Linked DNA regions of Homo sapiens: region 2 is linked to region 1. A link is an interaction called in ENCODE POLR2A ChIA-PET data of the cell type or tissue named here. Cell type or tissue: CD4-positive, alpha-beta T cell. All regions are shown on one strand. Links, peaks and the distances in the headings refer to the core of each region. The heading gives the core; the rest is flanking DNA.

Evidence for each region. ChIA-PET counts read pairs that join two places held together with the same protein. Peaks named below come from ENCODE experiments on the same cell type or tissue, not always from the same donor. Only the 100,000 strongest peaks of a DNase experiment are listed, where the experiment ranks them.
Region 2: POLR2A ChIA-PET joins it to region 1 with 5 read pairs; 2 of 35 experiments call an interaction of 5 or more read pairs at or near these places.

The regions. Positions count from the first base shown.
Region 1 is chr17:35,262,627-35,267,027 of GRCh38, reverse strand. It overlaps SLFN5 (schlafen family member 5), which reads right to left. Exons shown (of 5, transcript NM_144975.4): 4 at 2,125-2,845; 5 at 1-1,956. The coding sequence ends at 1,140. Among named protein-coding and RNA genes, the nearest start is that of SLFN5, 22 kb to the right of the region's middle. In CD4-positive, alpha-beta T cell, for the core only: no CTCF peak of the experiment used is centred there; no DNase peak of the experiment used is centred there.
Region 2 is chr17:35,339,160-35,343,560 of GRCh38, reverse strand. No RefSeq gene overlaps it. Among named protein-coding and RNA genes, the nearest start is that of SLFN11, 32 kb to the left of the region's middle. In CD4-positive, alpha-beta T cell, for the core only: no CTCF peak of the experiment used is centred there; DNase peaks (open chromatin) are centred at 1,770 and 2,040.

The sequences.
Region 1 (4,401 bases), core at 238-4,237:
TCATACTTCTTACAATGAGAATTTTAAATTTCTTTATTCTTGGGAAATAGCAGGGCCTTGCTGTTTTTAATAGTGAATTAACTCTGAATTTTTTAGTTTCTGTCTCTCAGAAAAGATGGATTTGTTTGGCTTTAAATATTGAGAGAGTTTCTAGAGACCCACAGGAAATGAGAAATTTGCACTTTTGTAGCAATGGCTTTTGAAAGACTAGCTAACATCCTGAAGACTCAGCAGAAGAAAGATATTAAACTGACTTTGTCGTTTTGTTGATTATTAAATTAAATGGAAAAACAAAATGTAACCTTTGAGTCCAATAGACTCATCCCCCTAGGCTCTCTATCATCTTCAAATCAATCAGTAAAACACAGTGTGCCTCCCTGGGGGACTGTGGCAGTCTTACCTTCATGTAGTAACCTAAGACGCTCCATAAGAATAAAAAATCAGAGCTAAGGAACAGATTCCACATAACCAAAAGGCTCACAAAAAGCATTTTAAAATATAGTGATCAAAAACACTAATGTCGTTAAAAGAAAAAGCAGAAAATAATAAAGTAATATAATGTGGTCTTGCAAAAAACAGTCTGTGATCTTACATTTCAAAACATGTCTTGCCCGTTCCCGGCACCTACAAGGCCAGATGAGCTACCTGCTCCATCCTTCACATTCTCGCTGCACGTCCCATTCAAGCTCTTCTGCAAGTGGCCATGTTAAAAATTTATAAAAATATCCGAGTCTGCCTGGCACGCTCAGAGATTCTCATGACAAGTTCTTCCCTCACTGAGCACTTCCCTGACCACCCAAAATAATCACCCCCTCCATCTACCTACACACATGTGCACGTGCGCGCGCGCACACACACACACACACACACACACACACACACACATCTCTGAGTCTCACGGTCCTCTAATTACTGATATCCCTTTTTACCATGGGAAATTCCTTGTCTATCTGTGTATTTGTCAGTGGTCTGTCTCTGCCCTAAAGGAGGAATCTTACATCGATTCGTTCTCAATCCCCAGCACCTAGAAAAGTATGTGACTTAATAAGTGAGTGTGTGCTTACATGTTTGGATTAAATGGTTTCACAGTTAATTAGAGATGAGAACCACTTAATTGTTTCTTAGGCTTGGGTTTCCTGTCACACAGAAGCCTTCAGAATATACAGATGTCTTTTTGCCCTAGAAGCCAAACAGAGCAGAAGATTGTAGGCCCCAGCCGGTGGGGCTACTCCTGGATTGATTCCAAACACGATATTTCTTTCCAGGCCTGAAAATCGACAGACACTGTCCAACACAATGTGATCGGTTAGAACATCCGACGCATCACCGATCTGTAGTAACAGATCAGACTCCTCATGGAGCTGAGACAGTTTTCTCTTCCTCATTGCTGTTAGAAGCCTGTCTTTATATTTTTCCACTTCACTTGCTTTGGTGAAAAGCACAGCAATATCCTTCGGAGAATAACCATTCCGCAAGAGAAAACGGCATTTATTCGCTACATAGATCAGTATCTCCTCCAAGTTCAAGTCTTCAATAATCTCTAAGTTGCCTGGGACACCTTGAGCCCATTTAGGTTCATAGAGCATCACCAGGGACCCAGGGGGGAGGTTAGGTGGAGGATTTTGTCGGGCTTCCTGCATTACTTGTTGTAGGTAATTAGCTATTGGACCTGCATTGCGGACCACTCTGTTGATCTCTTCTCTTGGATACTGGTCTGAGGGAGGGGGGAGGCCACTGCAACTCAAGTGATAGGTCTGAAAGTAGTCCAGAAAGATCCAGAGAACTCCTGGGCCATCCCTTGCTGTCTGAGTGATGAACTTTGCTTTCCCATACCAGTCCCCATCTTCAGTACGGAAATTCTGAGCGTCATCAATGATAATGTGCTGGATGTGTTCAAAGTTGTTTTTCATGAAGGTTTTCCGGGTCACTGGCTGGCAGATGTTTTTCTTGCTGAAACTGTAAGAAACAGAGTCAGGTTTTTCCCCAATGAAACAAAGAAAGCAGATTCTACTCTTAAACCCCTCTGGTCATGGTAAATACAATATGAATTTTAGCAAGTAAACTGAAAGCCACACCAGCCACAGTCACTCAAGAAAATAAAGTGAACACAGACAAGCAGCATACCTCACCAACTTCTTCAGGGGCTGGTTTTCACAGATGTAGAGAATGTTAGCCGGTTCACAGTGAAACACATTCCTGATCTTCTCCATGATCCTAAGAGCCAAGATAGTCTTCCCTGATCCAGGTAAGCCATGAACAAACAACTCTCTGGTCTTGCGAAGGTTCTTTGAAAGCAACTCATACTGTTTATTTGTCAGTAGGTTCAAAACCTCAGAGCCCAGCTCTTCACTTAAGAAGGATTTGAACCCAAGCAAGACTATCACGAGGGACTGTAACAGGGCTTCCATGTGCTGGGGGGTCATGAAGTTATAGGATTCAGGGTAAATTTGTAAATACGAACTGTAAACGCTCTGTGCTTTTCTATCAGAATTCAGCACACAGACCAAGGGGGTGATGCATAACCTCCCAGTGTAGCCGCCTTTGTTCACCAGCTTCTGCTTCAAAGAATAGGCAACTATCATAGAATAGCCCTTGCACCCCGCATCCCACTTGCTGAAGATGGTGTAGAGAATAGGGGTGTTGTTCTGGGAAATTAGAAGAGCATCACAGATGACTCCCTGCTTCTCTTGCAGACCTAAATCCACAGCCCAGCTTTGAGAAAAAATCAATATTCCTTGAGAGAAAGGGCGCATTTCTGTATTTATTAAGTCTCTGAGTCCTTTATGTTGTGAGAAGAGTTCCTTGTAGAGGCTTTCTGGAGTATATACCACTCTGTCTGAAAATACTAGACAGGGAAAGGATGGGAAGAAATTAGAAAAGCCTCAGACAAGCTAGTAATCATCATTATACGTAGAAGAATTAATCAACACTGGGACTCTACTATGTATCTACAATAGGTTATACATTAGTAATAAAAAGATAAACAATTCTTATTTTGATGGGGCGCTAATTAGCTGGTATAAACAGACAATAATAATTATGGTAAAAAGTGGTCAATACAACTAGAGAGAAGGACAGAAAGTATTATGTGAATACCAAGGAAAGGTACAATTTAGGAAAGAAGAAAATATGAAAGTCTTTATGAAGAAGGAAACACCTGAGCTGATTCTTTTTTTTCTTTTTTCTTTTTCTTTCTTCTTCTTTTTTTTTTTTTTTGAGATGGAGTCTTGCTCTGTCGCACCAGTGGTGCGATCTCGGCTCACTGCAACTTCTGTCTCCTGGGTTCAAGTGATTCTCCTGCCTCAGCCTCCCAAGTAGCTGGGACCAAAGGCGTGTGCCACCAAGCCTGGCTAATTTTTGTATTTTTAGTAGAGCTGGGGTTTCACCATGTTGGCCAGGCTGGTCTCAAACTCCTGGGCTCAAGTGATCTGCCCGCCTGGGCCTCCCAAAGTGCTGGGATCACAGGCGTGCGTCACCGCACCCAGCCCTGAGCTGATTATTAAAGGATGACTTGGAGTTAGTGAGTTGAAGAGGAGAATAGAGACATGGTCAAAAGAGGGCACATGACTAACACTCAGGGACAAGAAACAGCAAGGAAGCCGGGCGTGGTGGCTCATGCCTGTAATCCCAGCACCATGGGAGGCCGAGGCAGTTGGATCACTTAAGCCCAGGAGTTCAACACCAGCCTGGCCAACATGGTGAAACCCCATCTCTACAAAAAATACAAAACTTAGCCGGGCATGGTGGTGCGTGCCTGTAATCCCACCCACTCGGGGGGCTGAGGCACGAGAATCGCTTAAACCCAGGAGGCGGAGGTTGCAGCCAGCTGAGGTCACACCACTGCACTCCAGCCTGCACAACAGAGTGAGATCCTGTCTCAAAAAAAAATAAATAAATAAAAAGCAAGGTCCATTCAGGTCACTCCAAGCAGTTTGTGTTGCTGACATCCAAAGTGCGAGGCAAAGAGGTGGAAACAAGGATGGTGAGGAAGGCATTAGAGTGCCATCTTAACACCTGGCAAGATTACGTACTGTATGGTTTCACTTACCTGACATTCTGTAAAGCACAACTATAGGTACAGGCAACAGATCAATGGATGCTAGAGGTTAGGGATTTGGGGAGAGTTTGACTAAAAAGGGACAGCATGGAGACTTTTTTTTGGGGGGGACGGGGTCTTGCTCTGTCACCTAAACTGGGGTACAATGGTATGATCATGGCTCACTGCAGCCTCTACTTCCTGAGCTCAGGTGATTCTCCCACCTCAGCTTTCTAGGTAGCTGGGACTACAAGTGCATGCCACCACATGCAGCTAATTTTTGTATTTCTTTGTAGAGACAGAGTTTCACCATGTTGCCTAGGCTGGTCTTGAACTCCTGGGCTCAAGTGATCCTCCCACCTCGG
Region 2 (4,401 bases), core at 270-4,269, 77 kb before region 1:
GAAGAGTAGAGCCAAATGGGATCCACAACAGACATATAGTTTAAGAAAGAAATTAACATTTGTTATTTTTAAACAGTCATGGAAACTTTGGGGATAATTTGTTACCACAGCAAAATCTGGCTAGTTCTGATTTGTACAGAAATTGGTGCTTAGAGTGGGATGCTGCATAACAAAATAATTTAAATTGTGGCTTTGGTTCCAGGGCTGAGTGATGGGCAATGAAGAAAATATTATTGGAGGCTGGGAAAATGTCAACCCCTGTTTTGTAGCAGTGAAAGACTGGACAAAACAGTCACCTTTAATAACTTAGAATGAAGATAATGTATTAAATGAGCCTGTGGATTTGAGTGAAGAAGTAAGGAAACAGATGCTAGTAATATAGTTTGATCGCTACTAGGTAGGGTAATACAAAAGGTGGGAGGAAAAATGTGCTTGGAAAAGCACTAAACTCTTTGCAAGCAGGAAGGGAAGAAAATGGTCTACACATTTTTGGACTTTTAGAATAAGAAGTTGCAAATATTTCTCTTCTTCAACTAATAAAAAATCTGAGAATGTCTTTGGGTAACAAAGACAGAAATTCAAACTCAGTCTTTGGCAAAGAGGCAGTTAATAAGTAGCTATTAAACCTATGGTGGAAACCTCTGAATCAACTAAGATGTCAGCCAATAAATCCTTTCAGACAAAATTGCTCAGAGAAAAGAGCTTGAGTGCATTGCTTTCTGATGAAAGCCTGCTAATTCAAGGTAATATAATTAAATCTAAAGAGAGAAGCACATCTCAAAAATACTGAATTGTATTAGCACACAGAGTTAACTGGGACCGTATAGATTTAGAAAAACAACAAGAAGTTTTTGAGAAAGTTAAATTGCCAAGGAGCCATACCTAGATTTTTAAAATCCAGAAAGCAAAAACTGTGATGCTTTCAGACTAAACACAACCCTTGGACTCCAACATTCTTTGGGCAAGCAGTAGGTTGAGAAAGCTGGTTAGTTCTAAAGGAAGGTACAGTCCCCAGTTCCTGCTTTAAATGTGGTTGAAGAAAATAATAGAAAAGGGAAACTTTCCACTTTAAAAGTGGAAGAAGGGCAACAGAGTGAGACTCCATCTCAAAAAAAAAAAAAAAAAAAAGTGGAAAAAGATAATGACACCCTCTTGAGAGTGAAATCAGGAACCATGGGTTCTATTCAAGAGATACTGAATTCTTAGCCAGAGCAATTAGGCAAGAAAAAGAAATAAAAGGCACCCAAATTGGAAAGGACAAAATAAAATTATCTGTGTTTGCAGATGTCATGATATTATATACGGAAAATATTGTGGGATCTGACCAGCAGCCTGCAATCCAACGGGGCTCTTTCTTTGTTCCCAGGTGGATCGGCAGGTCAAGAAATAAAAGACACATGCGAGATAGTGAAAGCTGGGTCCAGGGGGGTCACCGCCTTCTGGTCTTGTGATGCCACGAATGCACTGGATATAGCAGCATTTATTATTAAGTTTAGTGAGGGTGGGGGTAGGTTAGTGAGGGATTTAGGGTCTTTGATTATGAGGTGAGATGGTCACATGGGGATGAAGTAATTCTTTAACATAACATCTGTATGCAGAAGTGCAGAATACAGAGATAAGAATTTACAATACAGTGTGTGTGTCAGTGATTTTTAACAGAGCCTTAAAACAGAAACACAGTCTATCCATAACCTATGTTTAGCAAGATATTAATCAGCAGTAACAGTTGCAGCAAAAGCTGGTTGCAAACAATTGATGGAAACAGGATGTGAAACTAGACAACCGGTGAGACCACAAATTCTCAGAAGGGAGTATGCCTTAACCCTAAAGAGACCTAGAAGAGCCATGGCAAGATAAGGGCATTTAAAACCCTATTTTATACATATGAATGGCCGCCCCTCATGCGTCCATTTATAGGCTCTCCACAAGGGTCGCATTCCATTCCCAGAGCTGTGAACATCTGCTTTTCTGGGATAAGAATATTGGTGATGTGAAACCTCCCTGACTGCACATCCGTTTATAGGCTCTCTGCAGGAGGAAGCACATCATGTGCTGTTGGCTCATTCAGGCAGCCCAACCTTGCATTGTCTTTACACAATCCTGCATGCAATTTTGTATTTATAATAATCAGGAGCATTTCATCTTTTATTCTGTAGCAATAGTTTCAGGGGGTCTCCCTACAAGAAAACCCTAAAAACTCCACAGGAACTGTTAGAACTAATTAACACATTTGGTAAAGTTACAAGGTACAAAACTAGAAATGCAAAAATCAGCAGTGTTTCTGTCCGATAACAACTATGCAAAATAGAAATCAGCCAGGCGTGGTGGCTCACACCTATAATCCCAGCACTTTGGGAGGCTGTGGAGGGTGGATCACTTGAGGTCAGGAGTTTGAGACCAGCCTAGCCAACATGGTAAAATGCTGTCTGTACTAAAAATACAAAAATTTGCTGGGCATGGTGGTGGACACCTGTAATCCCACCTACTCGGGAGGTTGAGGTGGGAGAATCACTTGAACCCAAGAGGTGGAAGTTGCAGTGAGTCAAGATCAAGCCACTGCACTCCAGCTTGGGTAACAAAATGAGACTCTGTCTCAAAAAAACAAAACAAAAAAAAAAAACACAAAAAAAAAAAGGAAAGAAAAGAAATCAAGAAAACAATCCCATTTACAATAGCTACAAAAAAAATACTTAGCAATAAGTTGAACAAAGGGAGTGAAAGATCTGCACATTAAAAATTATAAAACATTGATGAAAGAAATTGAAGACGACACTAATAAATGAAATGATATCCCATGTTCATGGATTGGAAGAATTAATATTGTTGAAATGTTTATTCTACCCAAAGTGAACTACAGGTTCACTACAATTTCTATCAAAATTCCAAGGACATTTTCCACAGAAATAGAAAAACAGTCTTAAAATTTCTATGGAACCACAAAAGATCCCAAATAGCCTAAGCAATCTTGAGTAAGAAGAACAAAGCAGGAGACTTTACACTACCTGATTTCAAAATGTAGCACAAAGCTATAGTAATCAAAACAGCATCGTACTGGCATAAAGAGAGTCATATAGACCAATGAAACAGAATAGAGATCCCAGAGATAAATATATACGTTCATAGGCCAAGCAACCTTGAGAAAGTTACCTTGAACATACATGGTGAAAGGATACTCTTTCCAATAAATAGTGTTGGGAAAACTGGATATCCAATGCAGAAGAATGAAATTGGGTCCTTATCTCATACCACATAAAAATAAACCCGAAATTGATTAAGGACTTACATGTAAAAGCTGAAACTATAAAACCACTGGCAGAAAACCCAAAGGGTGATTTATTGATGTTGGTCTTGGCAATGAATGTTTGGAATATGACCCCAAAAGTACAGGCAACAAAAGCAAAAAAAGACAAATGAATGACATAAAACAAAAAGCTTTTGCACAGCAAAGGAAATTATCAAAGGAATGGAGACAACCTACAGAAGGAGAGAAAATATTTGCAAACCATACATCTAATAAGGGGTTAGTATCTAAAATATAAAAAGAACTCAAACAATTCAATAGCAAGGAAACAAATAATTTAATTTAAAAATGAGCAAAGTATCTGAGTAGACATTTCTCAAAAGAAGACATTTCAATGGCCAATAGGTATATGAAAAAGTGTTCAATATTACTAATAATGAAGGAAATATTAATTAAAAGTACAAAGAGGTATCATCTCATCTCATACTCATGCAGCTATTACTAAAAAGACAAAAGATAAGTGTTGGCAAGGATGTGGAGAAAAGGGAGTATCTGCACACTGTTGGTGGGAACTTAAATTAGTGCAGCCATTAGAGAAAACAATATGGCAGTTCCTCAAAAAATTAAAAATATGCCAGGCTAAGTGATTCACACCTGTAATCCCAGCACTTTCGGAAGCTAAGGCAGGGAGACCACTTGAAGCCAGGAATCTGAGACCAGCCTGGGCAACACAACAAGACCTTATCTCTACAAAACATTTTTAAAAATTACCTGGGCATGGTGGCATGAGCCTGTGTTCCCAGCTGCTCTGTAGGCTGAGGCGGGAGGATCACTTGGGCTCACGAGGTTGAGGCTGCAGTGATCTAGGATGCCACCACTGCACTCTAGCCTGGGCAACAGAGTGAAATCTAATTTCTAAAAAAAATTAAAAATAAACATAGCTATCATATGATGCAGCAATCCTATTTCTGGGTATATGTCTGAAAGATATGAAATCAGTAGATCAATGAAGTATCTACAATCTCATGTTTGTTGTAGTATTATTAATAATTGCCAAGATATGGAATTAACCAAAACTGTCCATTGATGCATGTGTGATTAAAGAAAGTAAGACACACACACACACACACACACACACACACACGGGAATACTATTCAGA